Linked DNA regions of Mus musculus: all the other regions are linked to region 5. A link is a loop called in an ENCODE intact Hi-C map of the cell type or tissue named here. Cell type or tissue: left cerebral cortex. All regions are shown on one strand.

Region 1 (5,000 bases), 230 kb before region 5:
CATTCCTACTCTCTTTAACTCTGGTTAAGGCCTCAACTGCTGATATAGTTCAGAGCATCCTATTACCAGGGAGACATAAATCAGAAGGAGTTCAGCTAGGAGCAATAAAACAGATTAGTGTCTGGACAGGCTGACTTTAAAGAAAGTTTTAAAAGAATTAAATCCAGGTAGTCTGTGGGGCTGGTACCCACACCAAAAATAAGTTATTTTGAAGGTATGTGTCTTTTAAAATACACAAGTATCACTGTAAATATCAGAAGGAATATTTAGAAAAAGAAAGTTCAGGAGAAATTTGCAGTCAAAAAAGAAAAACTAAAGAGAGGAGAATTCCCTCCCTCGGGCATGGCTAAAAAACTCCAGGCCTCTGGGTGTTCAGTGCCAGGTGGGGTGGGGAGGAAAGATCATCCGGGTGCTTCCATGATGACCTTGGAGGAGTGGCAGGACTGAATGGGAAGAGACTTTTCTAGTCTTGTGTTTTAAGAGTTGTTTTTTTCCTTGCTTATGTTTTTAATTCTGTCAAGTTTTACAGCCATTGGCCAATTCCCTTTCTCCTCATGATGTCCCTTTAGAAAGGTAAATAAACTGTATTCTTCACTTCAAGCAGAATTCATTGTGTTCAGTGAGGCAGAATTTTAAATGCAAGGTTTAAAGAAAAGAGTTGATTTCTAGCATATATTGTTCTTTTCTCCCCTCCCAGCAATTTCTGCAGCTCTTAACAAGTTTTTCCACAAACTAAAAAGGAAGTGGTTTAATGAATTTGAACAAAACCTATCTCATCAGGACATCAGTGTACCCCATCTCCTGTCTTAGGCCAGAGCTGACAGTGGCTGAGAGCTGTGAATGAAACCCTGGCTCTCGCCAGCAGAGCTGCTGTTCACAGTGTCTTTTACCTGTCTCATGCTGAGGGACAGCAGACTCTACATGCAACTCACATTTTATAGCAATGACCTTCACCTTTGAAAAGATGGGTTCTTAAACACCTTCACTCTTGGGTAAATTGAGTACGTTTTAGTAATGCTAAACACTCAACAATCTATCATCTTGCCCTCTGTTACTCTGGTGCACACGTGTATGCACATGCACACACACACACACACACACACTCCTCATTCAGTGGAGTCCAAAATCACAAAGCTATCTCCTTATTAAGGTAACTTATAAGAACAAGTTGTTAAAAAAAAATCCCAACGACTCAGAAAACCTATGCCCAGTTCTTCAAAATAATACTATGCTAACACTGTGAGAATAATACTATGCTAACACTGTGAGAATAATACTATGCTAACACTGTAAGAATAATACTATGCTAACACTGTGAGAAAGGGCAGCAAGAGAGAGGGGGAATGAGAGCCCAAAGGGACACCAATGACTCTTTTACCAACTTTAACAGCATGAGTAGCTGAAGATCCTACAATTTCTACTTATCTCTGAAAGAAATTTTATCTCTCTGGTCACACTAAAAATATAATAAATAGTAACACTAAACCTTTTATAGGGAACGGTTAAATATAATCTTCATTTATTCTTAATAAAAATAAAAGTGTTCAAACTTATAATGATTGGCCTCTCACATAGGAATAGAATTTGGAGTTTTCAAAGCCTTTGCAAGACTTAATTCATCTGATTCTAGCTGTAAGAAAGGCAATGGCACGTTAAACTGAGGGAAACATGTGACTGAGGACAAGGCAGTCCAAAGGAGAGAAACCACTGCAAAGATTTCCAAGCCTTCCTCTACAATGGAACAGTGTAAAGGGTGTTATTCCATTCAATTTTAGACCGGGCTTCAGAAAGGTTAAGTCTCTGTCTCCCGGTCCAGGAAAACAAGAAATAAGACAAATAAAAGGTACGTGTGCCTGGAATTTTAGGAATGGCTTTTTAATCTGTGAACCTGGTTAAAGCCTCAGCACTAGCCCACAGCAATGTGGCCTATAGGCACCAGAACTTTGTAGACTACCGCCCAGTACAAAAGCAGACAGCCTGGAGCTGGGCAACCAGCGGAACTCCCTTTTCATGCTCACCTCAGGAGTCTCACACTCCCAATGAACCCTAGCCTGCTGCTTCTAGTTTTTCAGGGGAACTTCAAACAAGCTCTGCTCCAAGTCGGCCTCTACAACACACACACACACACACACACACACACACACACACACACACACACACACACACACCACAGGGCTTGATCCCACCCCCACCCCAATTTCCTCCAACACTCAAAATCGGGACCAAATTTCTCACCATCCTCATAGTTTTTGAGATAGTAATCCGGGCCCGGGCCCCCGCGGCTTTTCGCCGGATTTCTCAGGTTCTGGAACTGCAGGAAATCCGTCCTTTTGCCCCCGAAGCGCAGAAAGGCGGGCGAGAGTCCCCGGGCCAAGGTCACCAGACGCTTGGAGCTGCAGGGGTAGAGAAAGAGAGAGGAAAGGATCCCGGGAGAAGGCTAGAGAGCACTGGTCAGGTAGCAAGGCCCCTTCTCACTCCCTGCAGGAGACCTGGTGGGAGATTTATTATCTAAGCCCACTCCAGCTTGCAGTCCGAGCCGAGCGCGGACTGCTTTGCGGCGGCTCGCTTGTGCCGATTCTGCTGCCCGCTTTACCCTCAGCCTCTGGATTCCCTGGGGTTGTTCCCTGACCCCAACTGGCCGCAGCTGCGCCCTCCCACCGACACCTTGATGCCCGACGAACTGATTTCTAAAGGACTGGAGATGTGTTTGTTTCGTGTGTTGGGGCAGCGGCACTTGTGTGGCGAACTTGGGCCAAGGCTCAACTGGCTGGCTTCTGCCACTACCAGGAAAGCGCTCCTGGCACAGACGCGCATAGAGTGGACCGCCAACCTCTGACTGTTGCCAAACTTTCAAGTCAAACTCCGCGAAGCCTCCCTGGCCTCCGGGGCATAAGTAACATGCAAAACGGTAAAACTTGGCCTACTTTCTCTAAACCCAAGCACAGCATCTAAAGTCAAAGGATTTTTTTAAATACCAAAACTGATTTTCCGATTCTATTACATTGTAACTGAGTAGCTTCCCAAATCTTCAGGCAAAGAGGTTCCCAGAACAATTCCTTGTCTTTCAGAGGATTCTCCCCACCCCACCTCCCAAAAGTAAAACCTATGTCTTTTGGCACTTGAAATAATTCATCCTGGTCTTAAGAGAACATTCTCTCCATCACACACACACTCTCGCATGCACACACGCGCGCGCGCGCGCACACACACACACACACACACATTCACGCACAGACGCACACGCCCCACTCCTGTCTCCAATTGGGCTTTATCTTTCTTTTTCCTTGAGGTTTGGTAGCGCCTGGTTTAAAAAAAAAAAAAAAAAAAAAAAGTCTGGCAAGTTTTGGAACTTGTGTGTCGGGAAATGTTTGAGTACCAGAACAATAACATTTGAATCTATCCATTTTCAGGATTTCCATCAATGGGTTTTAAAAAGCCAACAAGTGCTACTCTAGGAAGTAATTGGGAACCAGCCCTGCAGATGCTGTTAATGATGAGGAAAACCGGCTATTGAAACCCGGGTCTACACATCGTTTTTTAACGCTTTGCTAGTTCAGGTTGTGAGAATGCAAATCAAAATGGAGACGTTAAAGAGTATCACAAAGGAGTTGAATTCGAAGGGCACAGAAGTAAAAGGAAACTCCACTTTTTTTCCAGACACTTTGGGGAAGATACATGTCTACCCTGAGATGGCTTGAAGGTTTGGCTGAGCTCTCCAGGACCGAGTTGCAGGGCAGGCGAAGTTTAGGCGTCGCGTGGGCCGGCTGAGCACAGAAGGGACGTCGGCGCGAGTGCGGCCCCAGGGAAACGCCGCATTTCCAATCTTCCGGATAAAGCCCGCACAGCCAATGCAAATGCGCCCCGCCACGGCTTCTTCCCCGAAAAGCTGCCTTCCAGAATTTTTCTGCAGCAGGCAAATATTTAGCGCGAACAAGCTGACATTTTTTAAAGGAGGAGGAGGAAGAAAAAACTCGGAGGAGTCGCGCAGCTGGAGCAAAGCAATGCAAGTGGGGCGTGCATTTAGGAAAAGCCCTGTTGCACCCCACATTTGGATGAATTCAGAGAAGCGTTCTGCTGCACAGAAAAGCTTTCAAGGATGAAACCCGGTAGTGCAGCGCTGTTCCCGCCCTCCCAACAACTGTACCTTCTGGAACCCCAAAACGGCCTCCGCATTGGTGGCGACGACCTCCGAGTCTTTGGCTAAGCTACCCTGACCTGGATGGAGCGCTCGGCGCAGCGCCTACAGCTACCTGCTGCGTCCGCAGACCTGAGGCTGAGCGCTAAGGGGCGGGTGCACCCGGAAAAGCAAAACTCTAAGGGTGAAAAATGCTCAATAACGATGTGAGTCGGATCTGGAATGGGATGGAGAGCACTCTAGACTCTTTGGAGGAGCCCAAACTAAGGGTCCAACTTGAAGGGAATTTTCAGAAACTTAACACTTGGATATTCAATATTGCAGAGGTTTATCCTCCCTTTCTTTTTCTTCTGTGTGTTTTCTTTTTATTTCCAACGCCCCCCTCTTTGCAACCGCCCCTGATGGGAAGGGGATCGCGGTTGCTTAACTGCCTGAATAGTAACAACCCGGGAAGAGGGTGAACCCAACTAGACTGTCAGCGAGACTCAACCTTCAGGTTTGTTAATCCACCACTGCTTTGGGGTTCAAAACTCCCAACGCTTCCCCTGAGAGTTCCTAGGACCTTTATGGATCGCGTATGATGCACACTACGACCCGAGCAACGATTTTTTTTCCCCACTGTAAAAAATTAAACTATGCAGTTACCAAGGAAAACTAAAGAGGAGGGTGGAGGGGGAAGGGCTTCATCTATAAAAAGTGTCTTACAAAGTCAAGGCTGATAATGACAGCGGAGGATACAAAATAAAAAATTTTAACTCCAATCCAACTTGCTCACCGCTCAGGACTCTCCTTAAATTCGTTTTCTGTCTGGGAGTGAGAACTGATGAAACCATCTTTCCGTGGCAAATTCCACTTTCATGCAATC
Region 2 (5,000 bases), 1.1 Mb after region 5:
GTCTGACCTGCGCACCTGCGTTGCCGAATCCCGGACTCCACACCCAGGAGGTCAGCAAGTCTGCCACAGAAAGGCCAAGGCGGAGGCGCTCTGCTAGAGGAGCCCCGACATTTCCATCCCCAGATCCCAACTCCCACAGGTGTCTAGGAGTGCTCATGACCCAGGGCAGGTGGCATGGATGCACCCTTGAAAGGCGAATGATCAAGGGAATGACGTTCTTGAGGCTCCTGTTGAACGCTAGGTGCTACAAGAGGTGCCTTTAAGAATTCAATTTCCCCAATCTAAGGATGCTGGCTTCTGGCTTCCTAGATGAAGAAACTAAGAGCAAGACTAACTTGATGTTAGGAGGAAAGCTTTGCTTCAGGGATTCTGTAGACTGCTTCCCTCTCCTGCAAAGCGCGCGCGCGCGCGCGCGCGCACACACCCCCCCCCCCCCACACACACACTTTTCCTTGGCAGAGGAAGGTGAGAAGGGAGGGGAAGGAGATGCAAGAGAGACATTTCCTATCTCTAATTTACACCCATCCAGTCAGTCACCTTCATCCCCAGTGTCGGCTCTGAACAATTTGGCATGTTGCCTAACATCCTGTCCATCTTAAGGGAAGATTTTCAAGACTAGACTGCGAGCTGTAAAGGCAGACCCCCGAGAGGAGTACATAAATGGTTTCTGCTCCATGGTGCCTGCTCTGTGGGAATATCTATTTGCTCAACTACAGTGACTGTTCTACAGAACTCCAAGGTCATTTGAAAGAAGGTATTAAGCATTTGTTTGCCAGGAAACGGTTAACTTTCAATAGAGGAAGGGGAAGGGGGAGGGGGAGGGGAAGGGGAGCGGAAGAAGAGGAAGAGGAAGAGGAAGAGGAAGAGGAAGAGGAAGAAGGAGGAAGAAGAAGAAGAAGAAGAAGAAGAAGAAGAAGAAGAAGAAGAAGAAGAAGAAGAAGAAGAAGAAGAAGAAGAAGAAGAAGAAGAAGAAGGATCCTTCTCCAGGAACATGGGCCAGAGGATTCCTACATACTTATTATTCCTTTTTTTCCAGCTGGGTGGGATAAAGGAGTCAGGAATGGCCCCCAGAGGTCTGGGTGGTTCTAGAGCTTCCTCAACTCATGTCTTTTGCCAGCAAGGAGGTGAGGGACTTCTTCTGGCTTAGAGAAGGGAGCTCTGGTACAAGGCTGTGTGGTGTGGTGTTCTCTAGCTCCATAATCCGTTCTGTTGGTAGTCACACAACCCAGCCTGTAGAGAGGACAGGATTTTGAGCGAGGGCTCTTAGCAGTCTTAGCCTCCTTCAGGCTCCAGTGTGTGAATGTGTGTGTGGGGGGGACTTTGGGCAACCTAGGTCATACCATGGAGTAAAGAGATCAAGATCAGTCTTAGGGCAGAGGTTCTCAATCTGTGGGTTGCGACTCCTTTAGGGTCAAATGACCTTAAATGACAGGGCTTGCCAAAGACCATTAGAAAACACAGATCTTTACATTATGATTCGTAATAGTAGCAAAATTATGAAGAAACAACAAAAAATAATTTTATGGTTGGAGCTCACCACAACATGAGGAACTGAATTAAAGGGTCACAGCATTCAGAAGGTTGAGACCCCCTAGACTCTAGGGGTTCTCATCTGTGCCTGGTGTTGAGGATGAGGCCTAATCAGAGATTGAGCCCAGCTGCCATGTGGTACAGAGGGCATCTTACCTCCCTAAACTGAAGCCAAGTCCAAAGGCACCCAGCCAGAGACAGGGCCTGGCTGGGGAAAGAAGCTCCAGAGACAGAGGATGCTTCATGGGGTGTGGGATGAGGAAGGTCTGGCTGGCCATGTCACAGAAGCCAGCTTTGAGCTTCCAGGCTTAGGTAACCTCTAGCTAGAGAAGATGGGTGGGGAGTGGGGTGAAGGTCTGGAAACAAGGTGCAAGGGGGCTCTCATGAGTCACCAAAAGGAAGACTCCCAAGGGAAGTCCTTTTAGCCACAGACAGTTCTCTTCTGCCTGCCTTTCCCTTAGGGAAAGAGATGTCTAACACAGCATAAGTTCATAGCTGTAGGTTACAGAAGCATCCTCAGGCTAGAGAGTCTGTCTTTGCCACCTGCCCAGTGTGATAGAGGAAAAGCTACTAAAATGCTCTGTGCCTCACTTTCTTCATCTGTAAAATGGGATTGATAATAGCAGGTGAGGGGTCAGGGAGATGGCTCAGTGGACCAAACCCTTACTGCTAAAGCATGAAGGTTGGAGTTTCTGTTCCCAGAGCCCACATGAGAGCCAGCTGGGGTGGATGCCACCTGTCATCCCAGCACTCAAGAAGTAGAACCCTGAGGCACACTGGCCTAGCTAGGCTAGCTTGACCTGGCTCCAGGTTCACTGAGAGACCCCGCCTCAATAAAGTAGAGTAATGGAAGAAGACAGTCTATGTTAATGCCTGGTCTCCACAGGCACACATACATATGTGCGTGCCCACACGTTAAAACATGAATATACACATATCAAATACACACACATACACACAAGCTACACACACATAGAGATGTATGTGAAGACAAAAGGAATTACTGTGTAAAAGTACTCCGTGTGCAGCGCGCAGTGAGCCCCTGGGCATCTTAGTTGTCTCTGTTGTTTATTATCCCCAAGGAGCCATTCCAGGCCCTCTCTCTGAAGTGACTGCACCCCTTTACCACACTTCCTGGCCCCCTGCTCTGTCCTGTGTTCCACATAAAGAGGTCTGAGGCCTGGTATGGTGGCACTTACCCGTGATCCCCGCTGCTTGGAGGATGAGACAGGAGGATCTCCAGTTTGACACCACAGCAACTTGACAGTTTGACACAGAGCAACTGAGCACAATAGTGAGACCCTATCTCAAAAAAAAAAAATCTGTGTCCTGATTGGGTTGGAAATGAGCTAATATGTGTCAAGGGTATATGGATAGATTAACTTATTTAACTTCTGGGCTCTGGTTTACAGATGTGAACATATAGGTACCTTGTATTCAAGGGATTTGATGACATAGCAGGTATGTTCCTTCTCTGAGGAAGGAAGAGCCCACATCAAGACTGCTGCCTCCATTTCCCACTCTTGATGCTGCCTTCTCTGACGTTTTGGGTTCGTGACAAGCCCTCTTCTTCACTAGTATGCATTGTTCTGAGAGGCTGCCTCCTAAAGGGCGGGGTAGTGCAGTGGAGGGTGGTGAAAGGTACTGGGGAGGAAAGTGCTGGATGGCTGGTGAGATGGTGCAAGTCAAGGTGCCTGCTGCCAAGCATGATGACCCGGGTTCAATCCCTGGGGCCGGCACAGTGGGCCTAGAGGACGGACTCCCACATTCACTCTGTGGTATGTACACGCTCCCCATACACACACACATGAAACAAAATTCAATAAAATATTTTAAATTTCCTCAGGAACCTAAGTGGACCTTTACTTAGCATCTTGTCGCACATATGCGCACGTGCACACAAACACACCAAGAGTGTGCAGGCCTCTACCTTTCCTCTCCACGTAGCAGCTCTGGCTCCCGAGGGCTGGTTCGCCTTGTGACTATGCCTTTTCCTAGACAAGATTGCATGCCTTGTTTCCCCTGCTCTCTCTCACCCCCAGCCCATTATGCATACCTCCAGTAAGGGCCTTCCCCCCACCCCCAATCAGACCTTGTTACTGCCTTGTCTAAGATCCCTCAGTGGCACCCCATGGCCTGCAAAGGAAAATCAAAACTTAGGAAAGATGCTGGTACTGCCCTGTCTGTTTTCTTGCCCTTGTCTCTGCCCTTCCCCTTACATAGACGTGTGTGTGTGTGTGTGTCTGTATGCATGTATATATATACCCAGTTCCTCAACTGTTGATTCTCCCTACGCTTTCTTTCTCTAGGCCCAGGAAATGCGATTCTTCCATCATTTAGGGTACATTTAGTTACCTTTTTCTCTGTGTGTAAGAGATTGAACCTGGGGCCTCACATATGCTAGGCGAGCAATGTCTCACTGAGTTATATCCCCAGCCCCCTGGTTTTAAATTTTTGAGACAGGGTCTCACTAAGTTGCCAAGGCTTTTCCAGTTTCCAGCTTCAACCTCAAGAGCATCTGGGATGGGCCCACACTAACAACTCAGTAGTTGAGAACACTGACTGCTTTTGTAGAGCACCTGGGTTCAGTTCCCACAGGATCACTCTCAACTGCCTGTAACTACAGTTCCAACAGATCACTGCTCCTCTGACCTCTCTGGGTTCTTGCATGCATGTAGTACACACACACACACACACACACACACACACACACACACACACACACACACAATTAAACTTAAAAACTGTAATGAGTAGCTGAGGCAAGAGGCCTGCAGCAACAGACTTATTCGCTCAGGTCTAAGCATCTCGTAAGGTCCTAAGACCCTTAGCAAGCGGTCTCTAATACCAACTTAGGTTTCCCTGTATCCCAATCAACCTTGAAGACACATGCCCATCATCAGCCCCAGACAGACAGGGTCTTACTATGTAGCCCTGACATCTCTGCAACTCTATATTTAAACCAGACTGGCCTTGAACTAACTCAGAGATCAGCCTGCCTCAGCCTCCTCTGAGCTGAGATTAAAGGCATACAGCAACAAGCCCGCCTGAGACTCTCCATCTTGACACTTCCAGACTTTTTCTTGGCCAACAGGTAGTGTCTTCCTTAAGAAGGGACCAGTGGCGGGGGTGGGGGTGACCAGTGTGGGATTTACATTTGCGGTCACAGTGTGCAGCACAGTGCAGAACTAGGCTTATGAGGCCTGCCTCTTGGCCTTGTCCCAGCTCAGTAGCACCTCTCTCCTGGACTTAAAAGTCCTTGGGCTTCAACACCAGTTAAACACCAGGTGCCCCTGCACAGGTAGGAAGTGACTAAGCCGCCCATCTGCTTCCTGAAGGATTATTTGTCTCCTACTTCAGCTAGGAGGGAAGGTCAGAAAGGGGTTGTGGAGTGGGCTGAACCCCATCAACCTAGAGACTGTAAGGATGGAAATTTTCCTGAGCGTTTGACATCCAGAGGCTGCCAAATC
Region 3 (5,000 bases), 1.5 Mb after region 5:
TCACATTTCATACTTTCAAACTTAAGGTGCACTAGTCCGTGGCTTTCAGAATATGCCTGAGTTTTGCAGCTACCACCACTACCAAACTGCAGGGAAATTTTAATGGTTCCTAAAAAAGAAACTCTGTACTCAGGAGCAGTCACTTCCCCTCTTCCTCTAGTCCTGGCAACCACAAGTCTACCGTTCTGTCCTATGGAGTTCTCTGTCTTGGTCAGTTTACCTAAATTATCTATCTAATGCCTTTGCGCCTGGCTTCTCTCACTTAGCATACTATTTCCCAGGTTGTGGTGTGAGCAAGCAGACACTTCCCTCTTATGGTGGAATAGTGCTCCATTTCGTGGACAGGCCATATTTTATGTGTCCATCAGTTGATGGACAAATGGAACGGTCTGCGCTTTCGTTCACTCAGCTTTATTTGGTAAAAATATCGGGCCATATCCATCAGCTTCTTAGGGTATTTATGGGTCTCAAACGAGTGTGGGATGTGGTATGCGGAGTAAATGCCCAGGCTGCTTTCTGTTCTAGATCTTTCAAGATAAAGGGCAGAAAAGGCTCATCAGGTTCAGAGAACTTCTCAAGTAAGTCAGGTATCGAGGAGGCCGAGTGAGGAACAAGAGCCAGGCAGTAGGCTGGAGCTCTGCTCTCCTGGTCTTGCTTAGGGTTTGAGAACAACTACCTGGGGGCAGTGCTAGCACTTGGGAGGCAGAGGCAGGCGGATTTCTGAGTATGAGGCCAGCCTGGTCTACAAAGTGGGTTTCAGGACAGCCAGGGCTATACAGAAAAACCCTGTCTTGAAAAACAAAACAAAACAAAACAAAACAAAACAAAACAAAACAAAAGAGTTGAGAACAACTACCTGCTTCGTGCTTTCTATCTTCTTGAATGAGCATTTGCTCTCCTGGCTGAAGATAGGGCGAGTATTTATCTGAGAGAGATGCTACTGAGTTCTGAGTTTCTATAGTTATCCATAATACTGACTTCTGGCTTATCCTTCTTTTTCTTTGTTTATTGTCTGTATAGAACACAGGTCTGAGGTCAAGACACTTGGCTGTCTCCCCAGTACCTAGAAAGTACCAGGTACATTTTAAGTACACAAATATTTGTTGGGCAAGTCAAGTCTCCATTAATTTATTAGTCACTCAAGATGAACATGTTTGATTTGTTGGGGCTGTTTTAGGAGGGGTACACACATTATATATCAATATATATATATATATATATATATATATATATATATATATATATACACACATATATATCACACATATGCACATATAACATCGCATATATATATATATGACATTTCCTGTCTTTGAGGAAGGCCCTTCAAGTGACAGTGTCAGACAGTGGCCAAAACAACTAGATTCCACTGAGACTTGCTGAGGAGTGAGGCCAGCGTTTTGCCTGTTAGAGACCTCCCAGAAGGTTCAGCAGTGAATGGACCTGAAATAGATCAGAATTCATAACCTATGCTTTTTTTTTTTCCCTCAGAACTTGGCTCCTAGGAGGGAGCAGACCTTTCCCGACTGGAGAGGGGAAAGAGAGGAAGCAAAAGAAGGGAGTTTCCTTCTTTTCTCTTGGGCTCTCAGCCAGGCAGCCACAGGCATAACTTTGAAAAGGCCTAAATTTGTCCTGGACGCACTTCCCTGATTCTCGTCCCAGCAGCCCCCGCCCCCACAGCCTTAAGACCCAAGGCTTCCCTCCAAAGATTCTAAAAGCAAGGAACTAAGTCCTTTCTCTCACAAACCCAGAGCCATTCACTTGGGTCGGGTCGTAGGAATTGCTTCTGCGAGCTTCTGTTTACTCAAAATGAAAGAGGTACCTTGAGGAACGGGCACCCTCGCACAAGCCCCAAAGTAATCCTTTGGCTTGTGACTGCTTTTCAGGATTGACTTTCGTTTCCTTAAATTCTCTAAAGAGACTGAGTTGGAGTGGCTGCTAATTTTTATAACAATATATAGCCAGCTCTTCATAGGACCTGTTTTAAAGGACAAGCCTGAACTCACCGTCCTGCCTCGGGGCCCGGGCTCCATACCTGGGGAGTAGACAGTCTTCTACTTTCTAACAAGCTGGACTTGAAGTTGCAGTAAATCTCCTGGTTGAGTGACAGGTGTTTCCCAGCTCAGCCCTTGGGGAGATTCTCCAGTTGGGCAGGACACCTGTCCCCAGGGGCCTAGTGGGCTGGACTCCTTCGGCCCTGTTCAAAGTGAGGGGGTGGGTCCTACCAGGTCTGGGAAAGGTTCTGATTTCCCTCTCCTTTGGTCCGTCTGTCTGTTCGTCTTTGGGAATGGCTGCTTCCTGATCTTTTTCTTTCTCATTTAAACCTCTCTCTGTAGCCCTCCTCCTTTCTCTTCACTGGAACTACTCAGAGCTCTGATCTCCGTCCCTCTGTCTCTGGCTCCGGCATCTGTCTGGGCTCCTGGCCTCCTTCTCCCCCCTCCCAACCCCTCCCCCGCGCTGTCATTCACCCCGCTCCTCTCCACGCACAGCCAATGGAGAGACCCGGCCGAAACAGCTAGGCTCGCTCGCTCAGGGCTTTTTCGCCCGGTGATTGATGTCCCAGAGTCAACAGCGAGCGAGCAGCCGGAGAAGGGAAGGAGAAGCCGGAGAGGGGAAGAATACAGCTCCCCCTCTCTCCTTCCCCTCCCCCCTACTTTGGCCCTTCTGCGCACTTCGCCTTCAAGTCTCAGCGCAGCCTGGGGTGGCGATTGCCTCCGCGCTCCGACTCGCTGCCCGGGTAGTCCAGCGCAGCGATCGCCCGCGCCCGGGCCCCCGCGTGGGGCCGGGGCCAGCATGGAGCACCTGGGTCCGCACCATCTCCACCCGGGCCACGCGGAGCCCATCAGCTTCGGTATCGACCAGATCCTCAACAGCCCCGACCAGGGCGGCTGCATGGGGCCCGCTTCGCGCCTCCAGGATGGAGACTACGGCCTTGGCTGTTTGGTTGGAGGCGCCTACACTTACGGCGGCGGGGGCTCCGCTGCTGGGGCGGGGGCCGGGGGCACTGGCGCTTACGGCGCGGGTGGCCCAGGTGGTCCTGGTGGTCCGGCGGGCGGCGGCGGCGGTGCCTGCAGCATGGGCCCACTGCCCGGCTCCTACAACGTGAACATGGCCTTGGCGGGCGGCCCCGGTCCGGGCGGCGGCGGCGGTGGCGGGGGTGCCGGTGGCGCCGGGGCGCTGAGCGCTGCAGGGGTGATCCGGGTGCCCGCGCACAGGCCGCTAGCTGGAGCTGTGGCCCATCCCCAGCCCCTGGCCACCGGCTTGCCTACAGTACCCTCTGTGCCTGCGGTGCCGGGTGTCAACAACCTCACCGGCCTCACCTTTCCCTGGATGGAGAGTAACCGCAGATACACAAAGGACAGGTTCACAGGTGAGTCCGGCCCGCGCGCGTCCCGCCTGGCCGTGGCTCGGTCTCTGTGCTACCCACTACCCTGCTTGATGGCTCCTTGAAGCTCTTTCTGAGCGCCAGGTCGCCTAGCGCCTCTCCGTGCGTTTCCTAAGTTCAGCTGCCTTCAGGATTCTATGTGCTCAGAATCGCTCCAAGAGTTCTTGCAGCCTGGGTTCTTCTGTCTCTCCTCTAGGACCCCATTCGTGGAAGCAAAGCTTGGTCCCCTCTCGGGATCCCAGGGCCCAGTCAGGTAGAGGACTGTAGATTCAGGACCATCTTCTGTCAACAGTCTAGGCTTTGCATGCCCGTGTGAGAAAAAAAATTTTTTTTTTCTGTCCTGGCTGCTGTTTCCTGACGGAGGCCAAGAGCCCCAGAATTAGACAGAATAATTAGACATAAGAAAAGGTTCTCCTACCTCTCGTCCCCTACTACACACACACACACACACACACACACACACACACACACACACACACACACACACACACGTGCTCTGAGTTGTGGCGTGCGGGTCGGGCCGCTGCAGATCCGCAAAGGCCCCAAGCCCGGGTGAAGGAGCAGAGCTTTCTTCCTGGACCTCCGAGATTCTTCAGAGTCAGTGGCAGCGCAAGGCTGGGCCAATTTTCGTTTTCATCCTCGGTATCCCTCCCAGGGGTCGGCTCTCTTATTTGGGGGGTGGTAAATATTGCACCCGCCTGACCAGAGGGTTGGCTGGAGGACAACTCCCGGAGAGGAGGACGAACTCTTTGGCCCAGCGGCCTTGCTCTCTGCACCACCCTAGCTCCCTCTGACCTGGCTTCCGTTTCTCTCTGCCCTAGCTCTGGAGTACCCTCTTCCTCGGTGCCCACTTCCCGCTGGCTGCCTTTAGTTGTCCTTGGATCCTTAGACCTTGAGCTGCCTCAGGAAGGTTCAGGCCCCCATGGGCACACAGCTGTTAGGAATTGGGCCCCAGTTAGCTGTCTGGGCCTTAGAGAGGGGAGGTAGTAGGTTTAGGCCGATGCTTGTGGATGGGGCTCCTGAAGCAGGCTAATGAAAAGAACAGTCTACAGCAACTAAACCTGTCCTAGCTACCCAAAGTTACCCTAGGCCCCTCTGCTTCTGTTACAGACAGCACAGGCAGAGAGGCTGTCCCTAGGGGCCCTAACCAAACTTTGGGGCCACAGCAGAAATGGGAAGGAGTCTCTGTGTTACTGTGGAGGAAGGACTCTTGTCAAGGGGGTTCAGTAATACAACCTAAGTCCTCTCATTGAGGGAGGTAGGGGACCCAGAGCCTATCTGTCTCCCCTACTTAAGGCCAGGTCAGTGTTGATGACTGACTTTAACCCACACTACGAGCCCACTGTTGAGTGTGTGTGTGTGTGTGTGTGTGTACTATACAAAAGATATCAGCATGGGCCTACTCTGGGGAGTCATAGTCAACTGTAGCGTCAGGCCTGAAGGAGGTTCTGAGAGTGTGTGACTGTAGTCCTGTGTTGCCCCGTGTCCTGTTGCTTGTCTAGGTGTGCATTCTCTTCTGTTGGAGTACAGATCTGGAAGTTTGTAGCTATATCCGCTGTATGATGGTGAGGCTGTGACTGAGACCAGAACAGGCCCTACGGCCTGGAACTCTGAT
Region 4 (5,000 bases), 1.1 Mb after region 5:
CCATATTGTACCAGAAGCTCTTCCAAAAAAAAAAAAAATCCTCCAATGTGACCAGAAAGCGGGCTAGGCAGGGGGAGGGGTGCGGGAGGGGCCTGGCGGGAACCGGCCAGGCGGGGCAGGAGAGGGGCCTTGGAGCGGTCACCTACTGCCAGGGACCTGGACACCTAGGGTACGCCCTCCAAGGGCCCACTCGGAGTGCAAATGGCCCGGGGATATGCGACCTAGAGTTTGATTGTAAGAACTTTTTTCTTTGCTTTTTTGTTGGTGGAGATGGTGAGTTACAAACGGAAATGATGCTGAGCTGCTGAGCAGCTTCTCAGCCTTCGCTTTCTCCCTCTTTCGATCCTGCTTTCCTTTCCTTAGGACCAGTTTTGTTTTGTTTTCATGTCCCTTCATTCTAAACACCCCCCCCCAACTTTAATGCATTTAATTTGGTCTGCGCTGTAGGGAGCATTTCCTAGGGAGGTACGCTTAATTTCGGAATTTCTAATCCCCTCCCTCAGAGCTAAGGCCATAGCTCCCCACGCTACTCCCCAGGAGGTAGAGGGAGAAAAGACAAGCGGGGCCGAGGGTGGGGGGAGGGGCACAGCTGAATGCTTCACTGCAGCGGGGGAGGCGGCGGGGGGGGGATTGCTTGCCAGGTCCTCGGTGACACAGCCACCTTCGAGAACTGCTAGAGACCCTGTGCCTAATGACTGGGGTCAGGATCAGGATCCTGTGTGCAGAAGAGATGCAGTCATGTCACGCCCCCACCCCACCCCCAGCAAAAGAGTAAAGAAAGGGGGCCTGGGTGAGCGGGGTTAGCAGACAGGATCTCTGCCTGCACTTTACTTATGCATGATCCGCCCACAGACGCATTAAAATCTGGGGTATAAGTCACATGCGGCTTGGGACACCTTTGCATAAGTATCTATGAGAGGGCCTTCTTGCAGGACCGCAGGCCTCCCGCACACCTAACACTCACGCAGAGCAGGCCCGCTCCAGCGGAGAACCAGCTTGACCCTAGGCTTTCGGAAGGGAGGTAGTAGGAGTGGGGCTGCCAGGCGCCAAGCGAGCATGGCAGAGGTGGCAGCAGAGAAGGCGAAGGAACTGAGATCCACAAGGAAGATTTATTGGGCAGATCAGATGCACAGAGGCGACTAATGAAGCAAATCCCGAGATGGGTATCAGAGCAACTCCCCAAAAGTTTATTTGCCTTTAAATTTCCGCAGGGAGGCGGGCTCCTTGTTTGAAGTGTAAATGCCCCTAGGTTGTGGGGGGGTGTTGAAGGGCTGCTTTGAAAACACTAGAGAGAAAAGGTTCATTTAGAGTCAGATGAGGGAAAAGCAACCAAGCCTGACAGGTCGAGCCCTGGCTGTGTTTGGGGTTGGGTTGTTGTCTTTCTTTTTCTTTCCTCCCTTTCCTCTTCTTTCTTCTTTTCTTTTTCTACTCTTTCCCCTTCTGTTAGGGCCCATAGAAGAAGAAAAAGAACAGGAAAGGGGGAGTCAGAAGGAGAGGCCATCGAGAAGGGACATCTGCAAATCAGCCCTTCCTTCTAAAGTCCAAAGAGAGGGCTGTGCAGAGGCTAACGGGCTTCCAAAGCAGCAGGGTAGATCGCCTTTTGATTATCTAGACCCAGAAACCAGCTGGAAAACTAACAGGGAAACTGGAGGTGTGTGTGTGTGTGTGTGTGTGTGTGTGTGTGTGTGTGTGTGTGTGTGTATGTGTGTGTGTGTGCGCGCGCGCGTCCCAGGAGTCCTGGGAAGGCATGCCTGAGTTTTCTGGAGCTACATAGAAATTAGACTATCACTAGCCCTCATTCCTAAGAGGATGTATGTGGCAGATACTTGCGTAAGTGCAACTTCAAAAGTGTTTTACGAATTGAATTGTTAGTTCTCTTTACAAAATGTAAAGTTCGACCCCACTCCCATTCTTATGGGGAAATATCCATTGTCTATGTTCACATTTCATAGGACGTGAAACATGAAACTATATTTCAGTTCTAGAGGACTCTGGATCTCTGTTGGAGTGAGGAACTCCGCTGATTTTTGTTTCCTCAACAGACATACCAAGACTTAACTTAAGCACACCCAACAAGAGTTCCTTTATGAACTCTTCTGAATGCTCCCCACCTCAAATTCTGGACTGATTGCTTCTTCAAAGGAAGATAAGGCTACTGCGGTTACTACCACCTTAGAGCTTCTGGCTCCCCAGTATGGGAGCTGACCCTTTTAGGCTGAAATAACTCTGTTTCCACACACACACACACACACACACACACACACACACACACACACACACACACACACACACACTTCTTTTCTGTTCCCTATGAGAAGTTAGTGCGTGTTGCTGAGGTTGTGAGGTTGTGAGATTTGGCCAAAGCAAACCCGGGAGCGCCATCTACAGGCCTTGAGAGGAAGGCATTGGTTTTCCTGGCAGGACCCCTGAACCTCCTACTCTTCCTGCCCACGGGAACCTAGTCCTCAGACCAAAGGAAGTGGGGGACAGGGTGGTGGTGGGCAGATGGAAAGGTGGTTTATTTTTATTTTTATTTTTTAGTTTCTTACTTTCCAGCAGTTACTCTGCAATTGGATTAATCTAGCCGGAAATTTCCAGGAGACCGGGCAAAGGCCCAGATCCCAACCGACCCAGCTCCCCTTGGAATGGAAAGCTCAGAATCCGGTGTAGCTGAGCCTGGCCTGAAACTCACCCAGAATGTGGGCGGTTCTAAATGCCCGGTAGGAGTCAGTCTGAGACGGGCTGAGAGTCTAGTGGGTGCTTCCCCCAACCCCATCTACTGCCGAGGCTTTTTGGCTATAGGGACAGGGGCACTGTCTACACTCATTGCCCTTCCTCTGGGCTTCAGGAGCTGCAGACAACACCAAGGAGTCTTGGGTCCGCCGGGCAAGAAAGCTGTGTTTCTCAGCTTGAGCTTCCTGGAGCCGCCCTTTTTCAGACCCAGGGAAGCCTGGGAGGAGGGAGCGAAAAAGGGGGGGGGGGTGAGTTAAAACATCAGCTGAAGTGCCAAGATGATTTATGAGACTAGGGAAAATATTTCATAAAGATCTCCTGGATATTCTGTACTTAACCAGTTAGGAGACAAAGGGCTTCTCTCGCTTAGTGCGTGCGAGAAGACCCCAGCGAACAAGGGAGCGAGTGCGGGCCAGGCTGCAGAGACTGGGCCAGCGGCTCTGGTAGGAGCCGGGCCAGGCCGGCGTGCTGCGCCAGCTGCGCTCGCTCGGGATCTGCAGAGCTGGCGGCGGGCGGCGCTCAGTCGCGTTCATAGCCTCCTCTTCTCCCCAGCCGGGGAAAGAGAACGCCTTGGTCCCGCCTTGGGCTTCTGCATCCTCTGTCACTGCCGCGGACAAGCCGCTGCGCACCGTCTCCCGGCACAGTCCCTTCCCTAGCTACCCGAGGGTCCAGGTGCCAAGTTCCCTGGCTCTCCTACCATCCGTTGGGTCCCACCAAGGCAGGTGGGTTCTAGCCAGAGGCCTCTAGCTTGATTCCAAACCAGGCGTCTGGACTGCCCAGACTCCGGGGAGGGGGTGCGCGCCACCGCGTGTGGGACGGGAGGGGACAAACTGCTGGGCACTTTGCCCCGGAATGAGAATCATGCGTGCGTGGATGGGAAGGTACCACAGGAGGAAAAGGCGAAAGGGAAGGACCAGAGGGAAAGGGAGAGAGGAAGGAAGACACAGGGAGAAACGGAAAGGAACTCAGCGCAAGGGTAGCCGAGTTAGGACAGGGGCTGCGGACTCGCGGGCGTCTGGGATTTGCGGGCATTGGCCGGTGGATGGCAGGGCTGGGCGAGTTAGGACTGAGAGCCTGGCTTCGGAGTGCCGCGCGCTCGGAGGCCCTCTGTGGTTGCCTGAATATTCATTAGGCTGGCCGCTCTTTATCCTTATCTAACGTTTATCTTCTCGGCGAGTTTCGTTTCTCAGTGTAGTTTTAATCCGGGGCTCCCATTCCTCCTCCCCCTGGCCCGCTCCTCACCCTCCCTCTTCCTTCACCCGCTGCTCCCTCCCGTTTCCCCCCCCTCCCGGGCCCTCCCCTCGCCAGCACCGGAGTGACAGGCGCGGGGCCCTCCTTGCCGAAGCTCGGGGCTCCGGCGCTGGCGAATCACAGAGTGGTGGAATCTATTGCCTTTGTCTGACAAGTCATCCATCTCCCGGCGCGGGGAGGAGGAGGGGGTCTGGAGGGGGCTTTGCAGCTTTTAGAGAGACACACACCGGGAGCCCAGGCTCCAGTCTCCGGCCGAGTCTTCTTGCAGCCGCAACCCACCTGGGGCCAGCCCAGCGCTGCGGGCGCCGCTCGGCTCCTAGGCTGCCTCCCTCCCTCCTGGCCCTTCGGTCGCCGCGGCGTGCGCCTGCCTTTTCCGGGGGCGGGGGCCGGCTCGCACGCTCCCCTCCCGCGGGCGCCCGCTTGGACATCCCGGGGATTGCTACTTCTCTGCCAACTTCGCCAACTCGCCGGCACTTGGAGCGGCCCGGCTCCCCTCCTGGCGCCCTCGGGCCGCCCCCGCCCTGAGCTCTCTTGGTTCAGAGCCTCTCGGACAACCGGGTTCCAGGGGAGCTGAGTGAGCCGTCTTCCCTACCCGGCCTCAGCTCTGGCCGCAGCTGGCGCGCGAGCCATGCGCCCCAAGTGCCCCTTGGTCCAGCCAGTCGCCCCGGGGCTGCGTTGCTGACTGCCCAGCCGCGTGCCCCAACGGTGGCAAGTTGCAGCCTCTGCGGTCGCAAACCCCAGCGGGCCCGGAGGAGTCCCGGCGTGGAGCGCGGCGCGGCGTCCCCCGCCCTCGCTTGCCCCCCAGCAGTCGGGCGCCCGCTCACTCTCCCTCCCCCACCGTCCCTTCCTTTTCTCCTCAAGTCCTGAAGTTGAGTTTGAGAGGCGACACGGCGGCGGCGGCCGCGTTGCTCCCGCTCCTCTGCCTCCCGATGGATATGCACTGCAAAGCAGACCCCTTCTCCGCGATGCACCGTGAGTACCGGCGCCCGGCTCCTGTCTCGGTTCCAACCCCATGT
Region 5 (5,000 bases):
CAGCGGCACTTCCACGGAGCTCACTTGCAGGCGGAATTGGAGCAGCACTTCCACTCGGCACCCTGCATGCTGGCCACGGCTGAAGGGACGCAGTTTTCCGATGCAGGGGAGGAGGACGAGGAAGAAGAGGGAGAGAAACTGTCCTATTTGAACTCACTAGCTGCTGCCGAGGGCCATGGAGATTCGGGTCTCTGTCCTCAGAGCTATGTCCATACAGTTCTCCGAGACGCTTGCAGCGGGCCCAAGGAACAAGAAGAGGAGGTTGTGAGCGAACGGAGCCAAAGTGAGTAGAGGGGGAAGGAAACGCGTCCGCACACCTGGGGCAATGGCTCAGCGCCTATAAACCCACAAACCGTGCCTGCATGGCCACCCGCCCCTTTCACATTCGGCTAGGGTCATGCCTATGCCAGGTTCAAGGACAGCTCTGCAAAGCACAGGTACCTGAGATGGTGCTGGGGCGGGGATAAAAGAGAAAGAGAGAACAGCTCTTGCCCGGAGCAGGGACCCGGAGCAGTCCCCGAGGGAAGGAAAAGTGATTATTGCAATCCTGGTTCCTTGAGTAATGAGTGACGGGGGCCCAGAGCCTGGGTCGTAACTTGTCCGTTGTGTGTGTGTTCTCTCGCACACCCATCTTCTCAAAAAAAAAGGGGGGGGTCAGTTTTCTGCCATTTTTCTGTCTTTCTTCTAACGTGAGGTGAATTCAGCGAGGCCAGGGCAGTCACCCCGGCTGTCCCGAAAAGGCAGTGCAAGAATGTTGTGTTTGGGCCATCCTTTCGGGCAAGACTTTGAGAGACACCAGCTTACTTCGGAGCTTGCAGTTCTTACGTTCGAACTGCAAGGAGGAGAGGTGGTGGCCAATGTGTGGGAGCTCGATCCATATCAGATGACGGCAGCAAGTCACACCCAGGAGGTGAAGGCCTCTGAAAAAAAATATCGTAATGCTCGCTTTGTTTCTTATACTGCAGGCGGAGTGGAATGGTTAAAGTTCCTGAATTAGTTCTGAGTGGGATTCTGGCCATTCAGCAGATCAGAGGTGGGGCAGGCAGGAGAATCAGATAATTGAATAAGCCCATAAGGAAATGTCTGAAAGGGAAACAGGATCAAATAATCTCTTCTCCGAGTGGAGATTTGATCTGGCTGAGACCAAAATCTTTTCTCTAACAATTCTCCAGGCCTAACACAGACATGAAACTGTCTAAATCGGTCCATCCAACTGTTTTTCCTCTGTAAGGTAACATACAGATACTGTCACAGACGCGTTCTCAGTAGTTTTGAAAATTAAAAAAAAAATCAATTCTTGAGCTGCACATACGCCTTTCACTTAGATATTTCCAAAGAGAAACAATTTTTGCAATCAACCCATGCATCCAGGCCTCCAGTCCCCAATACCAACTCGTTCCACACCTTCAGGGGAGTGGAAGGCAAACGAGTTTGCAGATACGGGGTCCTGTTCCGCGGTCGCCTGAAAATTGTTATTAGCCCCTGGACCGGCACATTTAATCTATTTTCTCGCTGATGCTCAAATTTAATAAATGCGAGCTAATTACTCTCACCGAATACGCCTTCTCCCGGTGGAGGTGCTCCGCCTGACGCGGGGGGGATGGGGGGGGCGGAATTGGGCTCCAGAAACTATGAACTTTCCCCAAAACTAGCATTTACTACGGGAGTGTTTTGTGCCTCTGGGGCGCAGGGGTGGTATCCTGAGAACTAGAAAGGCTAATGTCTTGCTTCTCCCTTAGAAAGCTGTCAGTTGAAGAAGTCTCTGGAAGCGGCGGGAGACTGTAAGACGAGCGAGGACGGCGAGAGGCCGAAGCCGCGGAGCCGCCGGAAGCCCCGGGTGCTCTTCTCGCAAGCTCAGGTCTTTGAGCTGGAGCGCAGGTTCAAGCAGCAGCGGTACCTGTCGGCGCCCGAGCGCGAGCATCTCGCCAGCAGCCTGAAGCTCACGTCCACGCAGGTGAAAATCTGGTTCCAGAATCGCAGGTACAAGTGCAAGAGACAGCGGCAGGATAAGTCCCTGGAGCTGGGGACGCACGCGCCGCCGCCGCCACCCCGCCGCGTGGCAGTGCCGGTGCTCGTGCGGGACGGCAAGCCGTGCGTCACGCCCAGCGCACAAACCTACGGCTCGCCCTACGGCGTGGGCGCCGGCGCCTACTCCTACAACAGCTTCCCCGCCTACGGCTACGGGAACTCGGCCGCCGCAGCCGCTGCAGCCGCCGCAGCCGCAGCAGCAGCGGCGGCTTACAGCGGCAGCTACGGCTGCGCCTATCCGACCGGTGGCGGCGGTGGTGGTGGCGGCACGGCCTCCGCGGCGACCACCGCCATGCAACCCGCCTGCAGCGCCACCGGCGGTGGATCCTTTGTGAACGTGAGCAACCTGGGAGGCTTCGGCAGCGGCGGCGGCGCGCAACCCTTGCATCAAGGTGCTGCAGCCGGGTCCGCGTGCACGCAGGGGACTTTGCAGGGCATCAGGGCTTGGTAAGGCCTGGGCGGGACACGCGGCGGGCGTCCTACTGCACGCTGGGCACCGCGGGAATGAGACACGAGAAAGGACAGACCCAAGGGCCAGGTCCCCTCGTTAAAATAAAAATACAGACGTATCGCTCCTTCCAAGGGGCCATGGTCGCAGCTCACTCCAGGCCTGGGGCATGGAACTCAGCGGAGAAAGGATGCCCTGGTCCAGTCCTCAAGACTGAGACAGAAACACCGGCCAGGCGCCAGGGAAGAGGTGGCCTCCCATCCTGACTCTGCGGAGAGTGCGGGAGGCTGGGACTCCGGCTGTCGCTTGCTCTCCGGAGGAGGAGGAGGGCTTTTCTCTTCCTGCTTTCCCTTGGCCTTCTCCGAGTGTGGTCCGGGAACCGGACCGAACAAGGGGGGAGGGGGGAGAAAGAAAGAAAGAAAGAAAAAGAACAATTTAAAGAAAAAGAAAGGTAGTTGGAGAGAGAACGTGAAGGAGAGGAAAATGGGGTACTAGCTTGAGAAATTCCACCGATCCGCAGCCCCTTTTGCTTGCCCGGAGCGCCACAACGAAGTGGATTTTTCCTTTTCCAACTGTGTCCCTTCCAAGACAGACTCCGCCCGGATCCCTAGATTGTCAGGGGACTGTTCTTGGAGACCACCACCGCAGTGAGATCGAAAGTTGGGGGAAGGGAGGCAGCTGAGCAAATCCAAGACCTGTCCGCCCAACCTAGGTTGTCGCCAGGTTGGTTTCCTTTCTGTTTTGTATTCTGTATTCCGCACATTATCTCTCTATAACTATATCCACACGCCGTGTACACAGCCGCTGTCACACACTACAGGAGTCAATAAAGAAGGTGCAATATTTCTGAGCTGTTTGGCTTGCTGCAAGACTTGTTTAGCCCCAAAGACTGGGGAGGACACCCCCCACCCCCTAAACAGGATGGGAAGTGAGGGAAGTACCCTGGACATCTCTGCCTGGTGCCCCTGAGCAAGGCCCCTGGCTGCAAGTTTGGCTTCTTCTTCGGCATTGTTTGTTAATTTCTTTTTGGTGCTGTGAGCCGAGCAGGCTAGAGAGAGGCTCTGGGTCTCCTGGGGTCGGGGACTTTGTAATCACACACACACACACACACACACACACACACACACACACAACACACACCTCCACTACATTTTACCCAGATGCACTGACTTGGTGAAGGGGACCCGCCTTGGTCAAGCTGGGACTCTGTCCCACCTCCAGGGTCTCCGAGGAAGAAGAAAAGTTGGCCTCCAGGCTCAGCCTGGGGCGGCTCCTCCCTCGGCCGCCACCCGGTCTTGGGGCTTGCCCGGGGGCGCTGCACCGCGCCGCGCCCCGCCGCGGCCGAGCTTTCCCCCTCGGCCGCCCTCCCTTCTCCCCCGGCGGCCGCGGCTTTATGCGGCTCCTTGTCACTCCTGGAGAATGCCTGTGCGAGGCCAGTGCTGCCACACGGCCGATTGTGAGTGTGCCAAGGCGGGTGAATGGGGAGGCCTCTGAGCGCCGCGCCATTGTGGGGCCGGCCCCGGCTGAAAGGCGGCTCCGGGCCGGGAAGGTGCGGAAAGAATGGCTTTTTATTGGAGTCCCGAACAAAAGGTGTGGTAGGAAGGCGAGGTCCCCTGCGCGAACAAAAACCCCAGAGCGTCGGATTGACGTCCCTCCCCGAGCTCCCCATTGCTTCTCAGAGCGGGGGCTTTGTGCAGCAGTCTGCTCAACAGAGGGACGGAGAAATGCGCACGGGGGGGTTGTTCCCCGCATTTTTTGTGTGTGGGGGGAAGGGGTGGCCGGGGGCTGGGCGGGCAGCAGGGAGGGGCGCGCTGATTAGGCCGGGAGGGCCAGGGCGCTGAGAGGTTCAGCGGGAGTCGGCCGCCTGAATGCAGGGTCATTATTGCTACAAGTTTAGCAATTTCGCCCGTGCTGGAGGGGGTGGGGGTGTTGGGTTGCTGCGGGGCTGCTGGACTGGGAGCTAGAGAGGGGCTGCAAGGGGAAAAAAAGAAGAGGAAGAGAAAGGCAGGAAGGCAGGCAGGTCGGCAGGCAGGCAAGACAGTGTCCACAAACCCTCTGACCGCCCAGGATGCCCGTGGACTCATCCCCAAAGGGCTTAGCCAGAAGCTGTAGAAATCAGAGGGAGGAGGGAGACCTGCCTCCTCTTTGCTCTCTGGTAGCTGACGGGTCTCAGAGCTAGTGCACAAGACTCCTGGACCCTCAGTTCGTTTAATCTTAACTTGCGGGTGAGTTGGGATCTCTCCTCCCACCACCCCATAAGCACCGAGGGGGTGGCCCAAGCCACTCTCTTACCCTGCCCTGGGCTTTCTTTTAGCCCTAAGTTCTTTAAGCTAAAGGCTGGAGAAGGAGTTCTCAGTTTCTCACTGGCTGGAAAGAGTCATTCAACTGTAGACACCTAGAGCCTATCTATTGACTCGCACTGTCCTAGATGCTGACAGTGGGTGGTGGGAAAACCACTGTCCAGAGATTCCTGGAATTCATTTTTGTGTATGTTAAGTGGGCTGGTGGGACATGACAACAACCA

What was found. Hi-C counts contacts between places; a loop is a spot of excess contacts. Peaks named below come from ENCODE experiments on the same cell type or tissue, not always from the same donor. Only the 100,000 strongest peaks of a DNase experiment are listed, where the experiment ranks them.
Region 1: it touches region 5 in a loop (3-fold over the local background); 4 of 42 quality-filtered maps call a loop at or near these places.
Region 2: a loop joins it to region 5, with 5 times the contacts of the local background. A loop is called at or near these places in 3 of 42 quality-filtered maps.
Region 3: it touches region 5 in a loop (5-fold over the local background); 6 of 42 quality-filtered maps call a loop at or near these places.
Region 4: a loop joins it to region 5, with 6 times the contacts of the local background. A loop is called at or near these places in 10 of 42 quality-filtered maps.

The regions. Positions count from the first base shown.
Region 1 is chr19:43,382,506-43,387,505 of GRCm38, forward strand. It overlaps Hpse2 (heparanase 2), which reads right to left. Exons shown (of 12, transcript NM_001081257.2): 2 at 2,236-2,393. Among named protein-coding and RNA genes, the nearest start is that of Hpse2, 3.3 kb to the right of the region's middle. In left cerebral cortex, no CTCF peak of the experiment used is centred here; DNase peaks (open chromatin) are centred at 2,819, 2,973 and 3,946; H3K4me3 peaks cover 845 bases.
Region 2 is chr19:44,735,024-44,740,023 of GRCm38, forward strand. No RefSeq gene overlaps it. Among named protein-coding and RNA genes, the nearest start is that of Gm35610, 3.3 kb to the right of the region's middle. In left cerebral cortex, no CTCF peak of the experiment used is centred here; no DNase peak of the experiment used is centred here.
Region 3 is chr19:45,148,123-45,153,122 of GRCm38, forward strand. Tlx1 (T cell leukemia, homeobox 1) reads left to right here and starts at 2,593. Exons shown (of 3, transcript NM_021901.3): 1 at 2,593-3,370. The coding sequence starts at 2,794. In left cerebral cortex, no CTCF peak of the experiment used is centred here; a DNase peak (open chromatin) is centred at 2,954.
Region 4 is chr19:44,752,481-44,757,480 of GRCm38, forward strand. Pax2 (paired box 2) reads left to right here and starts at 4,426. Exons shown (of 10, transcript NM_001368747.1): 1 at 4,426-4,956. The coding sequence starts at 4,914. RefSeq lists promoters at 1-4,888, 711-4,888, 3,614-4,888, a cis regulatory region at 1-76 and enhancers at 387-506, 1,043-1,751, 1,043-1,452. In left cerebral cortex, a CTCF peak has its summit at 2,406 (motif pointing left); DNase peaks (open chromatin) are centred at 2,385, 3,341 and 3,712.
Region 5 is chr19:43,612,567-43,617,566 of GRCm38, forward strand. It overlaps Nkx2-3 (NK2 homeobox 3), which reads left to right. Exons shown (of 2, transcript NM_008699.2): 1 at 1-283; 2 at 1,740-3,326. The coding sequence ends at 2,479. It overlaps Gm34922 (a long non-coding RNA gene), which reads left to right and starts at 3,619. Exons shown (of 3, transcript XR_003952841.1): 1 at 3,619-3,932. In left cerebral cortex, a CTCF peak has its summit at 2,384; DNase peaks (open chromatin) are centred at 144, 1,189, 1,282, 1,955 and 1 more place.